4 separate regions of the Homo sapiens genome follow, and all the other regions are linked to region 3. A link is a contact called in ENCODE Hi-C data. All regions are on one chromosome and are shown on one strand. The core of a region is the stretch at or near the end of the contact, and the rest is flanking DNA. Distances in the headings are between cores, read along the strand shown.

The links. A loop is a pair of places that touch in the nucleus more often than their neighbours do. Pooled maps may share reads with other maps.
Region 1: a loop to region 3 is called in a pooled map, with 11 times the contacts of the local background. The contact joins the promoter of TMEM25 here to the promoter of SIDT2 in region 3. A Hi-C loop is called at or near these places in 6 of 50 pooled maps.
Region 2: a pooled map shows a loop between it and region 3 (8-fold over the local background). The contact joins the promoter of ATP5MG here to the promoter of SIDT2 in region 3. A Hi-C loop is called at or near these places in 4 of 50 pooled maps.
Region 4: a pooled map shows a loop between it and region 3 (10-fold over the local background). The contact joins the promoter of ARCN1 here to the promoter of SIDT2 in region 3. A Hi-C loop is called at or near these places in 5 of 50 pooled maps.

The regions. Positions count from the first base shown.
Region 1 is chr11:118,529,722-118,532,983 of GRCh38, reverse strand. TMEM25 (transmembrane protein 25) reads right to left here and starts at 1,792. Exons shown (of 9, transcript NM_032780.4): 1 at 1,750-1,792; 2 at 1,113-1,209; 3 at 523-834; 4 at 1-67. The coding sequence starts at 1,182. It overlaps TTC36 (tetratricopeptide repeat domain 36), which reads right to left. Exons shown (of 3, transcript NM_001080441.4): 3 at 1,991-2,330. The coding sequence ends at 2,068. It overlaps TTC36-AS1 (TTC36 and KMT2A antisense RNA 1), which reads left to right and starts at 2,209. Exons shown (of 3, transcript NR_120574.1): 1 at 2,209-2,480. RefSeq lists silencers at 1,545-1,644, 1,675-2,114, 2,235-2,514, 3,036-3,262.
Region 2 is chr11:118,399,620-118,402,910 of GRCh38, reverse strand. ATP5MG (ATP synthase membrane subunit g) reads right to left here and starts at 1,305. Exons shown (of 3, transcript NM_006476.5): 1 at 1,194-1,305. The coding sequence starts at 1,245. All of the region lies in intron 3 of LOC100131626 (a long non-coding RNA gene), which reads left to right. RefSeq lists enhancers at 1-122, 581-1,444, 1,565-1,644.
Region 3 is chr11:117,176,698-117,180,091 of GRCh38, reverse strand. It overlaps SIDT2 (SID1 transmembrane family member 2), which reads right to left and starts at 1,349. Exons shown (of 26, transcript NM_001040455.2): 1 at 646-1,349. The coding sequence starts at 828. It also overlaps a transcript of PAFAH1B2 not described here. RefSeq lists an enhancer at 1-60 and a silencer at 1,041-1,250.
Region 4 is chr11:118,570,414-118,573,727 of GRCh38, reverse strand. ARCN1 (archain 1 coat protein complex I subunit delta) reads right to left here and starts at 1,319. Exons shown (of 10, transcript NM_001655.5): 1 at 1,178-1,319. The coding sequence starts at 1,180. It also overlaps a transcript of IFT46 not described here. RefSeq lists enhancers at 938-1,017, 1,528-1,657.

The sequences.
Region 1 (3,262 bases), core at 543-3,042, 1.4 Mb before region 3:
ACAACCAGGAGGCCTGGGCCCTGAGCTTCCTGGTACTTGGCGCCGACTTGGGCAATCTCTGGCTTGACTGGTACAAAGCAGAGGCCAATATGCTCTCACCACAGCCCCTCATACTTCTAGCCCTTTCTTCCCAAACCCAGATGGGAGCCAGGGGCCTGGGCCTCTCCTCAGAGGGGATGCTGAGGAACAGGATGGCTGGGTCTGCCAGAGAGGCAGCATTTCGGAGTGATTATGAGTGTAAATACTAGAGCCAAATGCCCAGATGTGAATCCTGGCTCTGCTTCTTACCAGCGGGATCATCACCCTGGGCAGATTGCTTACCTCTTTCTGCCTCAGTTTTCTTATTTGTAAAATGGTGACGACAATAGTAATGACCTCATGGGGTTACTCAGAGGATCAAATGAGTTCATATTTGCAAAGTGCTTAAGTGTCTGCTAAATGTCCTGCGGACCACCTGCCTGGTGGGTGCTGGGGGTCCCTGGGCAAAGAACCTATCTCCCTGCCCACCTCAGGGCCACTCACATTGCACATTAAGGATGACAGAGGCGTTGGCTGATCGGCCACTTCTGGGGTCCTGCAGAGAGCAGTTGAGCTCATGCTGGGCCCGATGGGCAGTGACAGTGAAGGTGCTGGTGCCTCCAGAGAAGGCCTCCCCTCCCACGCTCAGCAGTCTTGAGGTGCTGGCCTCCTGCAGCTGTCCATCCAGATACCAGGCCAATCTGGGGGTGCCAGGCCCCCCTGCCACCCGGCAGGTGAAGGCGTGGCGTTCATTCTCCCGAAGTGCCCGCTCAGCCCAGGTCTGACCATCTATTTGTGGCTCCAACTCCCCCCAACCTGGAACACAGCAGGAGGCCTCTGGGAAGGGCTCAGGCACGGTTGGTACTGTGCTGTGACCAGGAATTGGCCCAGTGAGAAGAGCAGCAGGCCAAAGGAAAGGGCACCTGAGTCCTCTCACCAGGGACTGGCTGGTTGGACCTAGGGTAGGTGGGTGAAGGGGACAGGGACTCCAGGGCTTGGGGCCTGGAGTGGGTACCCAAACAGAAGTGCAGACAGGGGAGAGAGGGGGCTTTGGAACCCAGAAGGACTTGGTCAACGACTGAACAGGGGTGTACCTGAGCTCAGAAGGGCTGGCAGGAGCAGCAGTGTGTGCCGGAGGGCGGCTGGGCCTGGAGGCAGCGCCATGGTGGCCCGGGCCTAGGCCCTAGGCTGCTGAGAGAAGGGGGCGGGCCTGTCAGCCAGGTGACAGCAGGCAGGCCTAGCAATTGCTCCAGGAATTTACTCTCCAGAAACAAAAAGAACCATGTACGGAAACGCAAATGTAGACCAGCCCCCAGTGGCGAAGGCACGGACACGAACGGCAAAGCCCAAAGGCACAGACCCACCCAGCAGACACATGGACATCCTGCAGGCGCAGAAGCGAGCACTGACTCCAGGCTACAATACAAAGAGGCACACACCCGCAGATACGCAGAAGCAACGAGCATCCGTGCAACCACACCTTGCACACACGCACACTCACACACATACTCCACGCGCCCCTCCCCCAAAGGGATCGCCTTTCTCCTAATCCTATTCTCTCTCCTGCCCTGTTCCCATCCTCTCTCCTGCCCTGTTCTCTCTCCCATCCCTCGCCCTACGCCCCCTTTCCTGATGTTGGTGGCTCCGGTGGATGTCGGCGGAAGAGGAGAGGGTCGGAGGGTGGGGTCGCCGAGCATCCCGCCCCCGCCCCCCGCCACCGGGGCGGCTCACCTGGCTCCCTCCCCGAGCGCCGCCGGAGCAACTGCTCAGGTCTGATGAGCACCGCAGTCCGCTGCAGGGGCGGGGGCTGCGCCAGGCGGGGCCAATCGATGCCCGACCACGGGCCCGAGGGGCCCTTACCCGGCAGGTGGGCGGCCGCGGCTCACCACCCCCCGGCTGGTCCCCAGCCCGCGCCGAGTACCCCCGAGTGCCCTTCTCTCCGGGCGCGGGCAGGACGCAGGAGCAGGCGGAGTCGGTGAGGCCCGACGGCTTTATTGGTTCAGGGCCCAGTCCCGTCCCCTCGCCCGCGGACGCCCGGGTCCGCGGCGCTCAGCGGCTGTCACGGGGGCGGCGCAGCTGCCCCATCATGTCGGCCAGCATGCGGTTGCACAGCGCGGCGTAGGGGTTGAGCAGCACCAGCTGGCGCCGCGCGAAGGGGCTGCCCAGCCGTGCCGCCCTCTCGAAGTCCCTGCGGGCGTCGTCGTCTCGGCCCTGCAGCCGCGCCAGGAGTCCGCGCTGCACAAAGCTCTGGCGGGCGGCGCGGCCCCGGCCGCCGCTCAGCTCCACCGCGCGTTCCAGATCCTCCAGGGCGCCTGCGGGACCGACGAGACGGGCGGGGCGGGGGTCAGCGGAGGCCAGGGCGGCCTTGCCCGAGCCCCAGCCCACCTGCGGCCGCGCGGATCACCGTGGTTCTTGCGGCTCCCGGGCGTGGCCATTTACAACCCGCCTCGCACCTGCTAGAGGTACGGATCGTTATTCCCATTACACAGATGAAGACTGTGGAAGAGTTAAGCTCTACAGCCAAGCCACTTAGTGGCAGAGCTGGGACTGAAGTCCAGGTCTCGCCTTGTTCCTATTATTTTCCACCGCTAATACACGAAAACATGAACGTTGCAGGATTCTGAATGGCCACTATGTTTATGAGTCTGGCCCACTGCCCGGGCAAGTAGCAGCCAATTTATTCCACACCTGTTATTAAGCATCCACTATGTGCCAGGTGACTGACTCTGAATGTCAGGGTTCAAAAAATAATATTAACCGCACAATCATTTCTTACAAGTACAATCAAGACAGTTTCTCATTGTTTTCCTTTTGAGGGCCGTTTTCTCTTTTCCATTGCTTTCTTTAGAACACCTTCTCTCTCCCCTGTATCCTGGACTGATTGCCTTTCATCATTCTTTGGTTATCTCCATGTATCTAATTTCCTTGGTCCTGGAGCCAGAGCTGGCCTGCACCATTTTTATTGTTATTATTCTCATAAAATACTTGGGTTGGGCCTCAGAACTCTGAACTCAGAACTTCAGGCAGCCAGCCACCTTCTTAAAGTCCACCAGGCTGGCTTCTTTCGGGCTCTGCTTCAATTCACTCATGTTCTCTAGTCCCCCAAAGAGCCTGAGCCTCCGGAGAAGCGCTCAGAATGCAGTACTCCTTGGTTTCCCTCGGAGGAGCTGGTCTGGAGGAATCTCCAGTTGGAATCACCACTGCATCTCTCTGGGGTTTTGGTCTGCAGGCTGTCTCCAGTGAT
Region 2 (3,291 bases), core at 56-2,555, 1.2 Mb before region 3:
CCTGGGCAACATGGTGAAATCCCGTCTCTTAAAACATACAAAAATTAGCTGGGTGTGGTGGTGCGTGCCTGTGATCCCAGCTACTCAGGAGGCTGAGGTGGGAGGATCGCTTGAGCCTAGGAGGTGGAGGCTGCAGTGAGCTGTGATCTGCACTGCACTCCAGCCTGGGCGACAGAGTGAGTCCCTGTCTTCTAGGAAAAAAAAAAAAAAAAAAGAAAGAAAGAAAAAGAAAATACCCAAACCAAACTCAAACACAGCAAAATAGGCTAGAAAGTATTACATTTTTTTTGAAGTTCTGCTTTCTATTCACATTTCATAAACGTAGGCAAAAGTTAAGAGATCCGACCTTCAGTCACTTACTGGAATACAGCACATCTAGGAAAAACTTACGTCAATTTAGCTTATCTCACTTCAGGAATAAAATGAATAGCTTGCCACTGAGAAGACAACTGAAATATTTACTGGCCAAATAAACTAGTACTCAGAGGCTGTGATTATTCAGGGTTGTTGTGAAATACAGCGGTCTACCAGTGAGGCTCTTCAAGCTGAAAAAATTCCACGAATGCTAAGCTTCGTAACAAAGATTATTGTTTATACGGATCCCGTCCTATGCTTCTCGGGGCATGGATACTCATCCATGAAGTCCATTTCCACCTAAAATTTCCCTCGGATTAAAGCGGAAGTATCTTAGAATCCGTCTAGGACAGAAAGCAAAGTCAACGTTCAAAAAAGCTCACCCATCCTTAAACATTTCTGTTGACTTCCAAATACTCCACTGAGAACAACACCACATGTAATGAGGCCGAATTGATTTACTTTCACGTTTCTGCCCTTCCTTTTCTTAGCTCTCCTAACAGAACCATCCCCTCTAGATCCCTGCTCTTAGCGATCTCAGGGGGCGTAATGGTTGCAGCTGCCGGGCAACGCCGGGCTTCCTTCACACTACCTCTCTTCCCAGTCGTGGTTAGAATTCAGGAACTTCTAGGTTGTGTAGAGAACCCAATCTGCAGGTCAGACGAGTGGAAGGCTAGAAAAGAGTCGCCAACCTGCTTCCTGCTCCCTCCACCTGCAGGCCATCCCGCCCCGGCACCCGCAGGCCCCTCGGGTCTTCGCAGCCCGCTTCTTCCTCTCAGGCCATCGCAGGCCTCCCTGCCGCCCGTGTGCCCGCCTCGGCGGTCTCACATCGCGCTCACCGTTCACCAGCGCCGGGGTCTTCTCCACAAGGTTACGGACAAATTGGGCCATGGTTCTGGAATGGAGAGTCCGTCGCCCCGAACCGCCGGCTGAATGTCACCCGCCGGAAGGACCCGCTGCAGGACCCCGTCCCACTTCCAAGGTCAGGCCGCCTCTTTTCGCGCCGGTCGAAGATACTTAAATGTCCAAAGATCTTTGCAGAATCCAGCCTGTCAATTTAATTTTTCAACATGGAAGAGAAAGTGGATATGAAAAGATGGTATTAGAGAGCATGTGAAGAACAGTAGGATTCCGCAGAGAAGCAGGCATTTTGTGGGGCAGCCACTCGTAGAGGTCCGGAAAACCGGCAAGGAGCGGAAATGCGCATGCGCCCTGAACCTGCAGTGCTTTTCTTGGCGCCGACCTCCGCTATTTTGCGTAGGGTGCTTTCGCCGCGATTCTGAGAACCTTTGAAGTCAGTACTGGAGAAGGATTCGCTGAGATTCTTCTAGTCCAACACGATCGTTGTACAGAGGTAGAGAGGGTCCAAGGCCAAACATATAAAGTTAGGGGCCGAGCAATCACCACACAGGCTGTCACCAGGCTCAACCCATAGCCCTTTTTATTTGAGACAGTCTCGCTCTGTCGCCCAGGCTGAAGTGCAGTGGCACGACTTCGGCTCACTGCAACCTCTGTCCCCCGGGTTCCAGCGATTGTTGTGCCTCAGTCTCCCTAGTAGATGGGACTACAGGCGCCCGCCACCACGCCTGGCTAATTTTTGTACTTTTAGTAGAGACGGTGTTTCACCATGTTGGCCAGGCTGGTCTCGAACTCCTAGCTTCAAGTGATCCACCCGCCTTGGTGCTGGGATTACAGGCGTGAATCACCGCGCCTGGCCCCATAGCCCTTTTAAAGTTGATTTTTTGTAATCCCAATCTCCCCAAAGTGCTGTATCACGATTGGAATCCATTTCCCCTAATTCCCTAGTTAACCACAAGGAGCTGTGCAGATGTGAGGAAAAAATCACCTGTATTGAACGCCCACACTATGCCAGGCATTTTGGAATTTAAAGAAAGCCTGTAAGGCATTGTCCCCATTGAGACTGGGCTTGAAAAATGGCCACACAGTTTGGAAGTGGCAGAGTTGAGATCTGAAGTTGCAATGTATACTCAGAGAGGGGGCATTCCATCAGATTAGGCATGGTGCTGATTTCAGCATACTTCCTAGAAAAGATCCTTGAGCCGATGTGTAAGAGAACAGCTGTATACTACAGAGGGCTGAAACTTCATAGTTTAATATGAGGAGGAAAAGATGTATGTAGGGAAGTGGCATTTGATGAGAGGAACAGAACTATAAGTAATGTAACCTGGGGAAGTCTGAGCAGAAGTAAATCTCCGATTTTTGGAATGGTTAGAGAGATGGAAAGAAAAATTAGAAGTGTAATCAAGGAACTAAGAACTTTTCAATGAAGGAGTGATTCTGCTGCCCTAGATACTGCAGAAAAGTCAAATTAAGGATGGGAAAGTTAATTTAGCAATATGGCAATCTTTAACTAACTAGCGCCTTTTCAAAAAATTAGGATAGAATCCAGGGTGAATGGTGAAGAAATATGGCTGTAAAGGATTACAAGTCAGAAAACCAAAGGGGGATGTGGAACTCAGGGGAGAAATTGAAGACAGAGAAGAGGCAGTCATTTATTTATTTAGAGATGGGGTCTTGCCACATTGCCCAGGCTGGCCTGAAACTCCTGGCCTCAAGAGATCATCCCACTTCAGCCTCTTGCTTAGCTCTGGGATTACAGGCACAGGCCATCCTGCCTGATAAAAAGGGATATTGACAAGAGCCCTGATGAGGCAGGAAAAGAGAACTAGCCAGGGATCTATGGGGCCTTTTCCACAGATGTGATTATGGGAGAGAGGTCTGAAAGTCTTCAAAGTCTCTGAAGTCTTTATCTTCCCAGCAAAATGAAGGCAAAGTCATCGGACTGTGAGGGGTCAATGGGAGGGGGGTATGAGAAGGAATTTGAGGAAGGAGGCCAAAGTTTGGAATAGCTGAAGGACACACAGAAGGGTTGTTGGGCAACGTTAGAGATAAGTTTGTGGTTGTACCATTCTAAAA
Region 3 (3,394 bases), core at 100-2,599:
AGCTGTGTCTATTTCAACTCAGGGACTCACAGCTGGTGAAGAAACCAAAGAGAAGTCAGGGTGAAGTGGATTTTTCACAGTGGACAAATTCCCCTTCTCTTCCCACCCAACTTGCAGTTGGCCTTATAAAACCTCTGTCACCCTCAATTTACAAGGCCAGCTGGCTCTCCCAGGCAGGAAGAGGGCTGGGAAGCCCTGCATTCATCTCCCTGGGGAGTCTGAGATGTAACTTGCCTGCACAGAGCTTTTCAGTTCTGGGCCAGTCTCATTCCCCTGAGGTTTTCTGGGCAAGCCCAGTAATAAGCCTGTTTCCTCTCCCACCGAGACCCCACAGAGCTGTCAGATTCTGGGGTTTAGGGTAGAGAGCAAGCCATGTGTGCTCAGACCACAACTGATGGAAGAATGGGGGCGGAAGAGAAGATGGGAATGAGCCAACTTCAAAAACTGCCCAGCTGGAGCTTCAGAGAAACATTGGTGGCAAAGGAAGGAGGACTGGTCAAGAGGCTCCAGTGTGGTTCTGGGAACTGGGAACCTAGCAGGACAGCTCGTTCCTGGGGCCTCCCAAAAGGGTAGCGGGGCGGCAGAATCGCCTAGCCCTCGTCGGCTTCCCCACTCGCCTCTGGCCCCTAAGCCCCCAGCCCTCACCCTGTTGCGGGTCACAGTATGGTTGAAGGTGTAGATGTTGACCAGCTCGCTGTTGACCTCGTCCACGTAGGTGCGCTCAAACTCGGCGTCTTTCTGCGAGACGTTCTTGGGCCCCAGAACCCCCAGATGGCTCTCGACCGAGGCCACCAAGAGCACCAAGAAGGGCAAGCCCAGAGCGAACATGGCCCCGGCAGGGCGGCAGTGGCAGCGGTGGTGGCGGCGGCGGCGGCGACAGGAGACAGGACACCTCCGGGACGGGTTGCGGCTGCGGCCGCAGCTTCCAGCATCTCACCAGGACCAGAACTTTAACCCCGGCCTGAGATTAGGAAATGTCCCCTCCCAAGAGCCCCGAAGAGGCTCCCAGGGTCCCCGCAGGGGAGGGGGCGGCCGGGAGGGGGCGGGGAGGGAGGGGATGCTGGCTACGGGAAGGGGTCCCAGCTCGCGAGGGGCTGAGTACGACCTGAGACCCTGGAGCCCCGGGCCAGGGCCGTGAGAAGGAGGGCGGCTGGTTGCCGGGAGCCTGGAGACGCCGGGAAAGGGGAGGGAGGAAGAGCCGGCGGCGGGGGCTGGCCGCGGAGGAAGGCGAGTCGCAGAGTGAGGGGCGTGATAGGTGGTAGCTACCCGACGCCGTGCTGGGCTGCGAGTTTTCCGAGGTGCGGGCCCTTTAAGGGCGGGCGGACGCGCCGTCCCGACGCACGAACACTGAAAAGTGAGCTGCGCCGCTGGGCGATAAACAGCAGGGCTGCTGGCCCGCCCGCTGACGTCAGGGGAAACTGACACAGATTTAAAGGACCAGGTCCCGCATTTGCCCTTAAAGGGGCTGCAGCTGTCTAGCTGAAGGGGAAAGCTTGCAATGCCTTCTCCAACTCCTACCCAACTCTCTCCCGTGATTTTCACCATCTCTGAAACTCACGTTGGAATAGGCAGATGTTTCTGTTAACAATCTCCAAGTGTTGGGTTCTTGCTGAACAACTCTTACATTTGCTCAAACATAAGGATTCCCCCACCCCCACCACCACCTTTACAACTAACATCGTCCAACCCTGGGCCACTTTTTCTCCGGGGATCTTAAAAAATGAAAAACTCGAAGGATTAGGAAACAGGACGGTGGCCCTACCGGCGGAGGGGAAACGGAGGCAGCACTGCAGGAGGAATCCCCATGCCTTTCCCACCTCCCTCTAGAGGGGCCACACAACTGCAGGGACGGCCTTCCGAGCTTTCCAAGCTTGCCGGGCTGTTTCCCCTCTTCTCTCAGAGACAGTTACAAAACTCATTGAAAGATACTGACCTTCAGTGTAAATTGGTGAAAACTTTTCTACAAAATATTTTGGCACTGTTTCAAGAAACTTAGAGAGCTTTATACCCTTTGATCCAGTAATTCCACTTCTGGACTCTATCCTAAGGAAATAGGAAGCACAGATAAAAATACCTGGGCAGCTACGCTTATCACTGTGATATTTATAATATAAAGCAAAAAGGAAATGACTTGGATATCCATAATGAGGGATTGGTTAAATGCACTATCATGAAGGCATCAAAAATGATGCTTAAGACTTCACAGGACACGTAAGCAGAGAATTCAGGATATGACACTAAATAAACAGTATATAGAGCCAGGTGCCGTGGCTCACACGTGTAATCCCAACACTTTGGGAGGCCAAGACAGGTAGATCACTTGAGGTCAGGAGTTCGAGACCAGCCATGGCCAACATGGTGAACCCCATCTCTACTATAAAAATACAAAATTAGTGGGGCGTGGTGACGCGTGCCTGTAATCCCAGCTACTGGGGAGGCTGAAGCAGGAGAATCGCTTAACTCTACCAGGCGGAGGTTGCAGTGAGCTGAGATCATGCTCCTGCACTCCAGCCTGGGCTGCAACAGAGCAAGACTCTGTCTCAAAAATAAATAAGTAAATAAAACCGTATATATTCCAAATGCATATAGACATGCATAGAAAAATAGAAAAAAATTGTACTAAACATTTAGCAATGTCTCCAGAAAGCAGGGCAAATTTTAAAAATAAAATTTAGCAGTAGTTATCTTTGAATTACAATTTTAAAAATAACACATATTGTATATCATTTTCCTTTAATTCTAAAAATATAGAGTAGTACCAAAAAATAAAAAATAATGGATTGTGAGTGGTTCTTAAATTTTATTTTTTATATTTAAAAAGATTTACAAATGTTCTACAATGTATATATATTTATATATTGCTTTTTTATCTGCCGGGGGGTGGAGACAGGGTCTCGCTCTGTTGCCCAGGTTGGAGTGCAGTGGCACAATCTCAGCTCATTGCAACCTCTGCCTCCTGGGTTCAAGCAATTCTCCTGCCTCAGTCTCCCGAGTAGCTGGGATTACAGGCCATGTGCCACCACGCCCAGCTAATTTTTGTATTTTTGGTAGAGACGGGGTTTCACCATATTGGTCAGGCTGGTCTCGAACTCCTGACCTCAGGTGATCCACCCACCTCAGTCTCCCAAAGTGCTGGGATTATAGGCATGAGCCACCATGCCTGGCCACATATATTGCATTTATAAGACAAATTAGACTTTTTTTTTTTTTTTTTTTTGAGATGGAGTCTCACTGTCACCCATGCTGGAGTACAGTGGTGTGATCTCAGCTCACTGCAATCTCCGCCTCCTGAGTTCAGGCGATGCTCCTGCCTCAGCCTCCCAAGTAGCTGGGACTACAGGCACCCGCCACCACACCCTGCTAATTTCTTGTATTTTTAGTAAAGCGGGGTTTC
Region 4 (3,314 bases), core at 70-2,569, 1.4 Mb before region 3:
TATCCAAGTTCTTATCTAAAGGGTTGTCAATAGAACTTATTAGGATTGCCACCAAATTACATTCTGCCATCTCTCAGGTACACTGGACGATGTTTTAAATCAAGTTATCTATTGACAAAAGAATAAAAAAGAACAGAACAGAACATCCTTCAAAAGACTAAAGGACATAAGGTGCACTGAAAAATAAATTACTAGCTTTTTTGAAACCAAAGAATGTCTACTACTTCATGAATATCCACAAATCACAGCGATAAAGGAAGATTGAGTGATGTCAGCAGTTCTGATTTCCTCCATCCTCAACCACATTAACCTTTCTCATCCTTGTAACAGATGAGTATACAAAGATAACGCATGGGAAGGCAAGTAACTGGTCTCGGAGGCTAACCCATCCCTCTTACTCCACCTCCTGTGAGACATCTGACTACGACATGCCACATACACATTTTTCTTCACCTGGACAATAAGTTCCTTGAAGGCAAACCCTGTGTTCTCTGGAACCTGCTCACATTTTCCCAGTGGTCTACACAGTGTATGTACCCCGAGTCACACTAACAAATGGACACAAGTGAGTTCTGCGGAAGTAGTGGAAGGTTTCAGAGACACTTGGGTCCTATACATTAGTGTTAGAAGTTACTCCTTTCCGCTCTGTGTCTCCATTTCCCCCTTCTGAACAAAAAGAAAAATTTCTGGACACCAGTGGATTTGCATTTCGAGTTATCAACGGCCTAGCAAACACCGGGGGTGGGAGACAAGCTCTGATTAACAGAAGGACCAGAACCTCCGGAGACAGGCCCAGCCTGCTGAGCCTAAGCGCCAGGGAACCGGCGGGACAGCATCAGTTCCGAGGTCCGCAGCCTGGGACCCGCACCACCACCACGAAGTTCTCGCAGAGCAAAAACGCCGGGCCGTCTCAGGGGCAGGTCCCAGCAAACGAGGGAGTCCAGCTGGTTGGGGGGTGGTGCGGAAGCGGGCACGACGACAGATGGACTGGAGTCAGCTCCATCGGATCTCCAGGAGACCGGGCACAGGAGGCCACACTGCTCCCCGAGCCCGGAGCAAAAGCACTCTGCCCTAGACCCTCAGGGCGGGGCTCCTCCGGCCCCTGCCCCAGGCCCGCCGACAAGGAGAGACGGTGAGGCTCGGACCCCAGGAGTTCGGGTCCTGGCTCGGATCTTACCATGGTGAGGGCGGTGGTGGGGCGCGCCCGCACTCCGGCTCCACTGGGGATAGGGGTAGGGTCTGGGGAACGGGAGCACCAGCAGCTCTGGACCTGCTGCCCCCTTGACAGGAACCGCTGCCGCTTCGCCTCTTGCCAAGATGGCGGCCCCAAGCCACGTCTTCAACCGGAAGCGGCGCAGGTCAAAGGGCGGGGGGGGGGGCGGGGCCTGTGGGCTGGGGAAATTGAGGGTACCCCGCTCCGGTTACGATTAAGCCCAGGAGGTGTAGGGGGCGTTCACCCTCCAGCTGTGGAACCTCGTATCTCTCCCCTTTCACTGTCATCGCCTTCATTTATTTTGCGTCACATCTTACAGTTTAACAAGCCGCTGGCACAGCCACTATTATTTAATATACAGGATAACCTGTGTGCCTAAAAGACCAGTATCCGGAATATATAAAGAACTTTTTTTTTTTTTTTTTGAGATGGAGTCTCACTCTGTCGCCCAGGCTGGAGTGCAATGGCGTGATCTCGGCTCACTGCAACCTCCACTTCCCAGGTTCAAGCGATTCTTCTGCCTCAGCCTCCGGAGTAGCTGGGATTACAGGCACGCGCCACACCACGCTCGGCTGTTTTTTGTATTTTTAGTTGAGACGGGGTTTCACCATGTCGGCCAGGCTAGCCTCAAACTTCTGACCCCAAGTGATCCGCCCGCCTCAGCCTCCCAATGTTGGGATTACAGGCGTCAGCCACCGCGCCTGGCCTAAGAACTCTTATAACTCAGCAATAAAAAGACAAATACAGTATTCCTGTCTAAAAATGGGCTTCATCTGCAAAATGGAGGGAGTAGAAAACACAAAATTAAAATGAGCAAAAGATTTGAATAGATATGTGTCCAAAGAAGATATATAAATGGCTAATATGCACATTAAGAAATGTTGAATATCCTTAGGGAAATGGAAATCAGACCCGTGGTGAGACGTCATTTCACACTCACTAGGATGGCTATCATAATAATTGTTGGTGAGGATGAATGTAAAATAGTGCAGCCACGTTGGAAAAGAGTTTGGCAGTTCCTCAAAAAGTTAAACAAAATTACCACATGACTGAGCAATTCCACTCATAGGTACATACCCAGGAGAACTGAATATATGTCAACACAAAAATGTGTACTCTAATGTTCATAGCAGCATTATTCATAGTAGCCAAAAAGTGGAGACAATCCAAACAAATCCATTCATCAATAGATGTGGCATATATATGCAATGGAATATTATTTAGTCACAAAAAGGAATAAAGTACTGACATGCTACAATATGGATGAACCTTGAGAATATTATGTGAAAAAAGACGGATACAATGGGGCACTCATATATGATTCCATTAATACGAAAGATCCAGAATAGAAGAAAATCCACAGAGACAGAAACTAGCTTAGTGATTTCCAGGGGCTCAGGAAGGGTAGGAATAGAGAGTGACAGTTAATTAGTGTAAGATTTATTTCTGGAATAATTAAAACATTCTGGAATTAAGCCAGGCATGGTGGCATGATCCTAGAGTCCCAGCTACTTGGGAGGCTGAGTTGGGAGGATGGCTTGAGACCAGGGGTTAAAGGTCAGCCTGTGCAAATTGTGAGACTTAGACTCTTAAAAAAAAAATAGTTCTGGAACTAGATAGAGGCAAATATACTAAAAACCACTAAATTGTATAATTTTAAAAGGTGAATTTTTATGATTTGTAAATTATATCTTTAAAAAAACATGCACTGGAAGCAGGGCAGTTGTGCTCATGTCCATTTTGTATATGAAGAAAATGGTGAAAAGTTTAAGTGACTTACCCAAAGTTTCTAAACCAGTATATGATGGAACCAAGACTCAAAATCTGTTCTTGTGATTCTCATGTTATTTCTTGTATGCCAAATTTCAGATTTTTCAGAGTATAGCTGATTCAGTAGTTCTTCCTTAAATCATTTTATCCTACATCCTTAGCTCAACCGAACAGCACTCATCCATATTAAACCTGTATGTCCACAATTAAGTATAATAGCAACTTTTAATTGAGTGCTTCATTTGTGTCAGGTACTTTACACATGTTATTTCCAATCTTTTACATCAATCCAAATAAAGATACTGAGGATCAAAAAAGTTAAGCATTTGTC